Linked DNA regions of Homo sapiens: region 1 is linked to region 2. The links are chromatin contacts, found by Hi-C in ENCODE. All regions are on one chromosome and are shown on one strand. Each heading gives the region's core, a stretch centred on a gene start or an enhancer-like site at or near the end of the contact. The rest is flanking DNA. Distances are from core to core; before and after follow the strand shown. Region 1 has its middle 9.8 kb from the start of LINC01936. Region 2 overlaps ALK (ALK receptor tyrosine kinase).

Region 1 (4,291 bases), core at 1,782-4,281, 1.0 Mb after region 2:
CATCCCTGATTATATACCAACTCCCTGTCCCCACTCCCTTTTTAAAAAGCTATGGAAACTGAGACTTGGAGAGAATGCATCATTTACGCAAGGTCACACAGCTTATTTGGTGGCAGGTGGCAGTCTAGAGTCAGTCTATGGCCTCAGATGAAGGCTCTTTCCACAACACTCTGCTGCCATTGTGTTTTTCACAGAGGCAGGCTTGGAAAGTCTGGACTCGCTTTGGAATGCTCAGGTTTCCAGGGACCTCCCTGAGAGCTCCCAGGTGACTGGCTTCAAGGCTCAAGGCAGGACCCTGGGTCCCACAGTGCCACCTGCAGATGTTGGTGATAAGAGAAAGAGAGGCTCTCTGTGGAAGGGGCTGAACTTTGTGGGCAGACTTGGCACCAAGCAAAAGGAATAAACAGAGAGCTGAAGTTTCACCCAGGGGAGGATGAGGGCTCCATACAGATTTGCAGAGACTTGGCGCAGTTGCTTTAGCCAGATAATCACACAGGAGCTAATTAGCCCCTTCCTTCCCAGCTCAGCCCTCTGGGGCAGCAGGATGCTCAGTGGAGAAGAGAAACCCATTAATTACTTTATCAGGAAGTGCTGATAAGAACCCAAAAAAGGTATTGCTCTAAGGCTCTGAGCTAATTAAAGAAGGCTGCAGGGTGAAGGGATGTGTCTCACCCAGGGAAAGCAGAGCACACACTTTGATCTTGAGCCCCATAGCCCCAGACTGAGCGCAAGAAAGGGCTTCTGGGCCCCCAGGGAAACTTCACCCTTGCAGGTTCAGCAACCCCAAGACTGGGATCATTATGAATGAGGAGTCTGCTGGCAGTCAGGCCAGCTCAGCCTGGGGATGAGGGGTTCTGAAGGAGGCAGTCGGGGTCTCTCCCCCAAGATGCCACACAAATAGCATCACTGGAATGTGATGTAAGGGTGTGCATCTTCTGACTAGTATTATTATCATACCCATTTTTTCAGGGAGGAAAACAGGGCTCAAATAACATACAGTGTCCAGTCAGGGATCATTCAAGTAGGAAGAGGCAGAAACACAACTTGAACCCAGATCTCCAACTGGAAATCCATGTTATTAGCATCACGCTGTGATAGTATTCTGCAGGGTCTGAAGGTGTCGCTTCCAGCCAGGCAGGCCTGGGTTCCAGTCCTGGGATCCTTCTTTTCTTAGCTCCTAAAGCTAATTCCTTCCTTTCTCAGAATGCTTGTTTCCTCATCACGGCAGCAAGGCTAATCACACCCACTCAAATGGTTATCAGGAGGAGTATATGAGGCAAGATGACATGTGCCAACCACCTAGGACAGAACCTGGCAGCCATTAGTTTCAGTCTCCAGTGCACAATTTGCAAACTGGTTTTTAACTGCAAAAATTTTAGTTCAAATATAATCTTACAAAGATACCCAATATGCAAAGAGCTAAAACTGAAACTTCTCTGAAGGAAGGGTGATGGGTGGCTCAGCACCCCACCCACTCTGGCCCCTCTCCCACCAGCAGAGGCTCTGTTGAACACTCAGAATTTCTCAGAGCACAGTCAGGCAACCTGGATCTGGGGGAAGAAGAATGCTCTGAGATCTCAAAGGACTCTGAACACATGCCCCAGATTAAGACAAATGATATCCTTTTGTTGCACAGAGGACATTAACGATATCCTTTTGTTGCCAGAGTGGGTGGGGAGCTGAACCACCCAACAATGATAACATTGTTTCGCTGGATATTTATCAAATGGCCTAGAGAGGGTGGAATGCCTTTGGTAAGCAGGTATCCAAAGACAATAGCATAGGTCATACTGAAACCTATGTCCCAGGATGTAAGATGTTATGAGTATAAACCCTGATTCCTCTGAAGACATTGGAGAGATGCAACCGTCATCCTTGTAGTACCCGAAACATGGTATTCTGGGAGGTTGGGATTGAGGGGATGGAAAAGGGCCATTTGTCGTGGACTCTTCCTTTGATGAACTCATTTGGAATTACTATAGAAGACACCATACCCCATGGATACACGGTTTCCTGCTCCGGCCCCTCCTCTGCTAGCTTGGCTACTCAAAATCCAACTAATATTGACTGAATGTCTGCATGCCTGCTATGTATCTGGAACTCCTGAGGCACACTCGGGTCTTACTTCATTGAATCTTCAAAACTGTCCAGCAATTCAGAGACTCTTACCACAGTTTACGGTTGTGAAACTGAGGCTCAAAGCAGTTTGGGACATTAGTCCTGGACTTGCAGCTATTGAGAGGACAGGGTTCAAACCTAGCTTCACCCAAGGCCAAGTCCAGTGCTCTTCCAAGCCCCCTCCATGAAGCTTTCCAGAGAAATCCTAGCTGTGCCCAGCCATTCTAGATACTGTCCGGGAGGACACCTTAGAAGCTTAGGACAGCCTGGGTGATTCAGCCTAGAAGAACACACTAGGAGAATGGTGAGAGACCTGTGTTCTTGTCCGTTCTAATTTTAACCCGGTAGGTCCCTTCTCTAGATGTAGTTTTCTCATCTGTAAAGCTGAGAGAGTGGCTTTCTAAACCACTTCCTGTTCTGCATCTCCTCCCCATGACTGCCTGTGTACATCTGAAAGCAATGGTTCTGGGGCCTGAGTCTCAGTCTGATGTGTTTACATGTCCCTGGTTTCTTTCGGCCTGTTCCCCAAGAACGGTCTCCAGGCCCGCGCCCTCAGTGCCCCTGAGCTGCAGCTGCTTGCCTGGCCTCCCAGCCCCAACTGCACCTGTCCAGCCCGTGCTCTGGGGAAGTTAGCAAGGAATCAGGACCCTGGAAGGTGGCACAGGCTCAAGGTGGCTGCAGAGGAGGCAACTACAAGTGCTGCTGAGGGACCTCCTCCCGGCAGCCCTCCAGAATTACTGCTCCCCAAAGTAACTCTCAGGTTGTTTTAATGAAAGATAAATGCATGCTACCCTGTGCTCAGTTTTTATTTTCTAGAATGTGTGGAACAGTGAGGGAATTGTAACATCTTTTTTGTTTTGTTTTGTTTTTGAGTCAGAGTCTCACTCTGTCACCCATGCTGGAGAGTGCAGTGGTGCGATCTTGCCTCACCGCGACTTCCGGCTCCCGGTTCAAGTGATTCTCCTGTCTTAGTCTTCCGAGTAGCTGGGATTACAGGCAGGCACCACCACGCCCAGCTAATTTTTGTATTTTTAGTAGAGACAGGGTTTCACCAAGTTGGCCAGGCTGGTCTCAAACTCTTGACTTCAGGTGATTCATCCACCTCGGCCTCCCAAAATTCTGGGATTACAGGCGTCAGCCACCACACCCGGCCTGTAACATCATTTTTTAAAAATCAAACACACAGTGAGGTGGTGTCACAACTCCTCAGATGGCTGAGAATTGTTAGGAAATGCAACCCTGTGGCTCAGACTCCACACTCAACTGCTCTCTGGAAGCATCACCTGTGCCCAACCTCACCTCAGTAGCGGAGAATTGCTGGATCAGTATACAGACTAGCGGAGTGGTTGGGAGAGTAGGAGCCGCTCTGAAGGGATCAAGCCTCAACTGGATGCAGGAATTCCGGTGGTTTATTAGCAAGAGAAGGCACTTGGAGGTGCAAGGAGTGCAATACTGAACAAAACAGCCACAGTCCTTACCCTCGTGGAGCTTAGAGTTGTCAGGGAAGGATATGGACAGTAAACAGGTAAAGTAATAAATATATATGTAATCTAAAATTGAGAAAATGCTACAAAGGTCAGAAGCAGAGTGTGTGATGGAGAATAAGGGTGTTTTTGGGTTGGAGAGAGGGACTTCCACTGAAGCAATGTTGTCAAGGATGATCCATTTGAAGGGGTAACATGTAAGCTGAGAGCTGAAAGTCAAGGAATCAACTGGGCTACAAACTGGAAAAAGAGCCAGAGGCAAGGCCAAAGGCCCCAAAAGAGGGTTCAGCAAACATTCGGTGCAGGGCCAGATAGTAAATACCTTTGGCTTCATGGTCCATCAATCTCTGTCATGCCTGTGTTCCAATAAAACTTTATTTATAAAACAGAAGCAGGAAGTATTCTGCCAATTCCTGCCCTGAAACAATAAAGCATGCATTGTGTGTTAGGAAAGAATGAGGCTGGCTAGCCGGGCCAGGGAGGAAGGGGAGGGTTTCAAGGTGAGGTGGAAAAGACAGGAGTGAGGTCATGGAAGGCTTTGTAGAACATGGAAAAGACTTCGGATTTATTGTAAAAAGCCACTGCAGGGTTTTAAAGCAGCCAAGAGACATGACTTGATTTATACTGTGAAAGATTACTCTGGTTACTGTGTAAAGAAAGAACTGGAGAGAGGAAAGGGAGGAGGCAGG
Region 2 (4,440 bases), core at 1,695-4,194:
ATGGTGGACAGGGGTGGCAGGGCCCCCTTGGCTGCTGTTAAAGCATAAACTTCCTCTGACTCCAGCCACTGAGCTGGGCAACACCCCTCTCCACTGGCAATAGTTGGGAGAGGGGTGTTGCCATATTGCCAGGCTACCCAGGGCAGGGCAGAGGCCAAACCCTCCAGATTCAGGCTCCTTGGAGAAGGCAGGCTCCAGCCTTGGTCTCAGAATCATCACTAAAGTCAGATAAGAAGATAATAATAGTAATGGCTACAACAGAGTAGCAGAAACCACAGGTTCCATTTTTAAGCACCTAATTGTGTCTAGATTCAGGCTGGGCATGTTTCATATCTCCTCTCACTCATTTCTCCTGACAGCCCTGGAGAGGATACTGAAGCCGAGAACAGTGGGTCGCTATACTCAAGGTCTCCAGGCTAGAAAGTGGGGGGGCTTCCTCCAAGGGCTAAGGGACTTCAAGCCCTGTCCTTCCCACTGTACCACGTTGCCTTGGTGATGCTCCTTTTGCACTGGCCCCACATGGCCAGCTGGATTCTTCTGGTCACAGGAGATGGCGTGGCTGTTGGGCTGTGGGGCAGGAGGGAGGCAGCTCTACCTGGAGCCACCACCCTGCTCCGACTTGCTCTAGGTATCAGCATTACACTGTGGGAGCCAGAGGAGCCCTGTGCTTTCTGATAGGCCCAACATTATGTCCTCCTGGGCAGAGAGTGGACAACTTAGAGGGATCATATGCTAGCTTGGGGTCCTGACCGTGGTCTCCAATGCAGGAAGAGGCGTGTGCAGAGAACAGCATGTGTGAAAACAATCCCCAGCCAGACTAGCTGGATCTGCTCTTAATTTAGGCAAGCACTGACTCCTAGAGCTGGACTTGCTTTCTCCCAATTCAGGCACATTCTGTCACTGCAGAGATGTCACAGCATCAGATGAGATGGGGGTTGGACATCCACAGGAACTCTGCCTGATGAGTATCTTGGTCCCCAAATACCTGACCAAAGGGACTTGGGCTTAGTGAGGGAGATAGAGATAACATTACCCTGGAATCCCTCTAGCTTGGTACTGGTCCCCAACTATTTACAAGAAGGGTTTTACAAACACCACAAAGTGTAGCATTGCTTGGCCATGCATGGGCAGAGAGGCTGGTCCCAGGTGGGCTCTGATAGGGGCTTGCTTGTTCTTCTACCAGTCAGCCCAGAGAGGGGAAGTGTGCAATATTCTTCTCCCTAGATGGTCATCCGTTCTATGCAGAAGGTAAACTGGCTCCAGGAAATAACAACTTTATTTGCAATCAAGCCCATGAGGCCTCCTGGAATGGCTTCTCCTTCCTGATTTGCTAAAGTAAGTTGGATCACATGGGGCCGAGAATGAGGCCCACCCAATGAACAAACTCCATTTGAGTCCTGTAGGTGAGTGGCAGTGTCCCCTTGGTGGCTCAGGAGTTAGACCCAGTGACTACTCCCAGCCTGTGGAGAGACGAAGGGGAGAACTCTTTGTTTACACAATGGGGTGGGATTCTCTATCTGCCTGCAGAAATGAGGTGGTGGGGCTCTGAGTTAGGTGACAGTAATGCCAGTTCTGATGCTTTTGAAGCTCTCATCAACTCTCCCCAAGTTGAGAAGGTTCCATCTGTCTCCAGCAGGGCAGTGTGACAGGAAGAGCATGAAACTCAGAATCATAAGATCTAGGTTTGGTCTTGTGTTTATTAGCTGTGGGTCTTGAGGTGAATTTCATGATCTGGATGGGGAGCCCGTGATGCATAGGATCTGCTCTGGAAAACGAGTTGAATTCAATAGTTATGCTCATCTTCTTTGGCTCCTGTCGAGAGTTTGGTGGGGGCTGATAAAGGAAGGTCCCCTTCTGCTTTTGTTTTTCCTCGGTCTCATGCCATCTGATACTAAGTTTTCTTACTCTTATCCTCCTTTTCTTGACTTTCCACAGAAGATTTTGTCACTGAGTTTAATAAACTTTAAAAACACAGCAGTCAGAAAAGTTCCTCTCTTTTTCCCATCTTCAGAGTCCTATTTGCCTGCTGCCGAGGTCGGGGGCAAGCTTCAATAAGCCCAATCAACACAGCCTGCCTCTCGGCTTCCCTGCTTCTGCGTCACACTGAGAGGCTGGAGGGAAGGATAAGCCTGTTTCCAGGGATGATCACCAGCACCCTGAAAAGTCTTACAAAATCAATCAGAGAGCAATTTACAGAAAAATTCCCTGCCTTCGGGTGCCTTCCTTTGAGAAGGGCTTCAGGGATGGATGGCCAAGGTCAACTCCAGGGGCCATGGCGTCTTCTCACATCCCTCTGGGCTACATTTGCTGGTTTTAATGACACAAAGGATGGGTCCCCTTTTCTCCAGGCCCATGTAGACGTGGAAGGGGCCCGCTGGTCACCTTCTGCCTAGATCACAGCAGCTCCCCACAGCTAATCCAACCTGATTCCTTTTATTGCTAGAGGTGACGTCAGGGGTGGAAAGGTTCGGCTGTGTCCCAAGATCCCAGAGGGTGTGTGCACGCATGTGTGTATGTGTGTGTGTGTTTGCGTGTACATATGTATGTGTGAGAAGAGGGGAGACGCAACTGCAGCTCTGGCCAGGTAGGAAAACCAGCATTGAGGAACTGACCACCACAAATTGGGGGGATCCCATCTCATTTTTGGATCAAATTGCACTTCTGTAGCTCACACAAGAAAAACTGCTTCCATGCCTTGGAGGGGAAAGAAAATGAGGAAAGTCCACTTTTTCTCCTTGCAGGCCCAGAAGGCCTGAGAACGTGGTTTAAATTATTCTAGTCACAGGCAGGCTATTCAAATAAAATAGAATTTCAAACCACACGGGGCTTGTTGAGACATTCAGGCTGCTGGGGTGTGTGAAAGGCAGGGGGCTGGGGTGGTGTCAGCCGCCACTCTGCCGTGCTCTTTATTACCAGCGGCTGCAATGCCAGACACATCCGCGGGTGTCTCAAAGCCGAGGCGGATTCGAGCAGGTCTGACAGCAAGTGAGCACATGAAAGCCACTGCAAGCCTTCCCTCCCCGGTGGCAACTTTAATTATTTGAACTGGAGCTCAGAAAAATAAAAATAAAAATAACATCAGAATATATTGTAAGTGGCTCCCCAGTTTCCTGCAGAGAAGAGCTTGTGGCGGAGAGGAGGAACACAAAAAGAAAACCAAAACCACAGCGTTCTTTCTTGTTTGTGGCTGGGCGAGGCAGAGGTCTTTAAATATTCATGCCCCGTGTGTAACTGTGCAGAGAGATAGGAGGCAGCCGTGGTAGTCAGCAAGAGCAGGCTGCAGGAGCCTGGAGGGAGGAGGTGGGAGTGGGGCAGGCTTCTGGAATGCCCTGGAAGTTAGATTGGCACAAAGGCACACTGTGGCTATGCCTCCATCATGGGGGGCTCCTGACCTGGTTTCATATGCTCTCCCACCCGCTTCTCTTCTCCCCCGCCTCCATCATTTCTCATCCCTTTTCTGACTCATCTTTCTAAAAGACAAGTGACATCACGCTATTTGGGGCCACAGACAGGAGGAAAACTCTCTGCATGGGCTCAGAATGAATTTCAGTCACAATTGGCAAGCACACCTACGGCCAATAGCTCTGAAGTTTCAGTGCACCTCCAAATCACCAAGGATAGGGTTTAAAAATGCAGAGCCCTGGGCCCCACTCTTCGCGATGTCATTCAGTAGGTCCAGGGTGGGGCATTTGTTACATTTTCCAGGTGAATGTGACTGGTGAAACACAGAACTACTGGTTAACTCACTTTCTAGACTTTGCAGGAAATTCTTGAAGATGACACCAGTTCTTCTCTGGGAATCCACTGATGATTGTGGTGTCTTGAGATAGTGTACGATGACTTTAACTTCCCGGAGACCAGGACTGAGCTGGGTTTGAAGAAGGTCCTTCGTGGTAGGCATCAGCCTCAGGGCTCAGCTGGACCAGTCGCCAGTCCCTGTAGGCCTGATGCTCATCAGAGTCCTGTCCCCAAAACTCTGCCTAGTGTCCATCTTTCTGCACTCGGGCCCCATAGGCAACAGAGGCCCCTGTAGGGTTGGTGGGGTTTGAAAGCCCTGAGTGAACCTCACATAGTCCCCCAGAGAAATGCAATATCCATTTTTTTCTGCCACTGGGGTTTAGCCCGCCCGGGAGGAGGAAATCAACTTCCTGCATTCTGCATTTAGGATTCACATAAAATAAATGGTAGGGCTTACAAATCTAGAAATGCATATTTCTATTTTGGTTATTTATTTTCCTGATAAAAACATTTCTCCCAACATTGGGAATTCAAAGACCCATCAGCATTAGACAAATGGTCTGAAAACCTGAATGTGAAATCATATGAATATATATAAATATAAATAATGTGAGTGTGGAATGGACTTATTCCCTTCCTTTCATTATGCCTGCTGAGCCAAGTTCTGGAAAAGGGCAGGGAATAGCAGAAACAGCCCAGAGC

What was found. Hi-C counts contacts between places; a loop is a spot of excess contacts on that map. Pooled maps may share reads with other maps.
Region 1: a map with no recorded cell type shows a loop between it and region 2 (17-fold over the local background). The contact joins two enhancer-like sites. A Hi-C loop is called at or near these places in 2 of 37 single-sample maps with no recorded cell type and 6 of 50 pooled maps.

The regions. Positions count from the first base shown.
Region 1 is chr2:30,334,705-30,338,995 of GRCh38, forward strand. No RefSeq gene overlaps it. Among named protein-coding and RNA genes, the nearest start is that of LINC01936, 9.8 kb to the right of the region's middle. RefSeq lists enhancers at 1,286-1,335, 1,356-1,455, 1,546-1,605, 2,546-2,735, 3,116-3,355 and 1 more. Within about 2 kb of position 3,032, at least 9 of the 41 ENCODE cell types and tissues checked have a DNase peak (open chromatin) inside an H3K27ac peak, as active enhancers do.
Region 2 is chr2:29,311,972-29,316,411 of GRCh38, forward strand. The region is part of intron 8 of ALK (ALK receptor tyrosine kinase); the gene reads right to left. Among named protein-coding and RNA genes, the nearest start is that of CLIP4, 200 kb to the left of the region's middle. Within about 2 kb of position 2,945, at least 6 of the 41 ENCODE cell types and tissues checked have a DNase peak (open chromatin) inside an H3K27ac peak, as active enhancers do.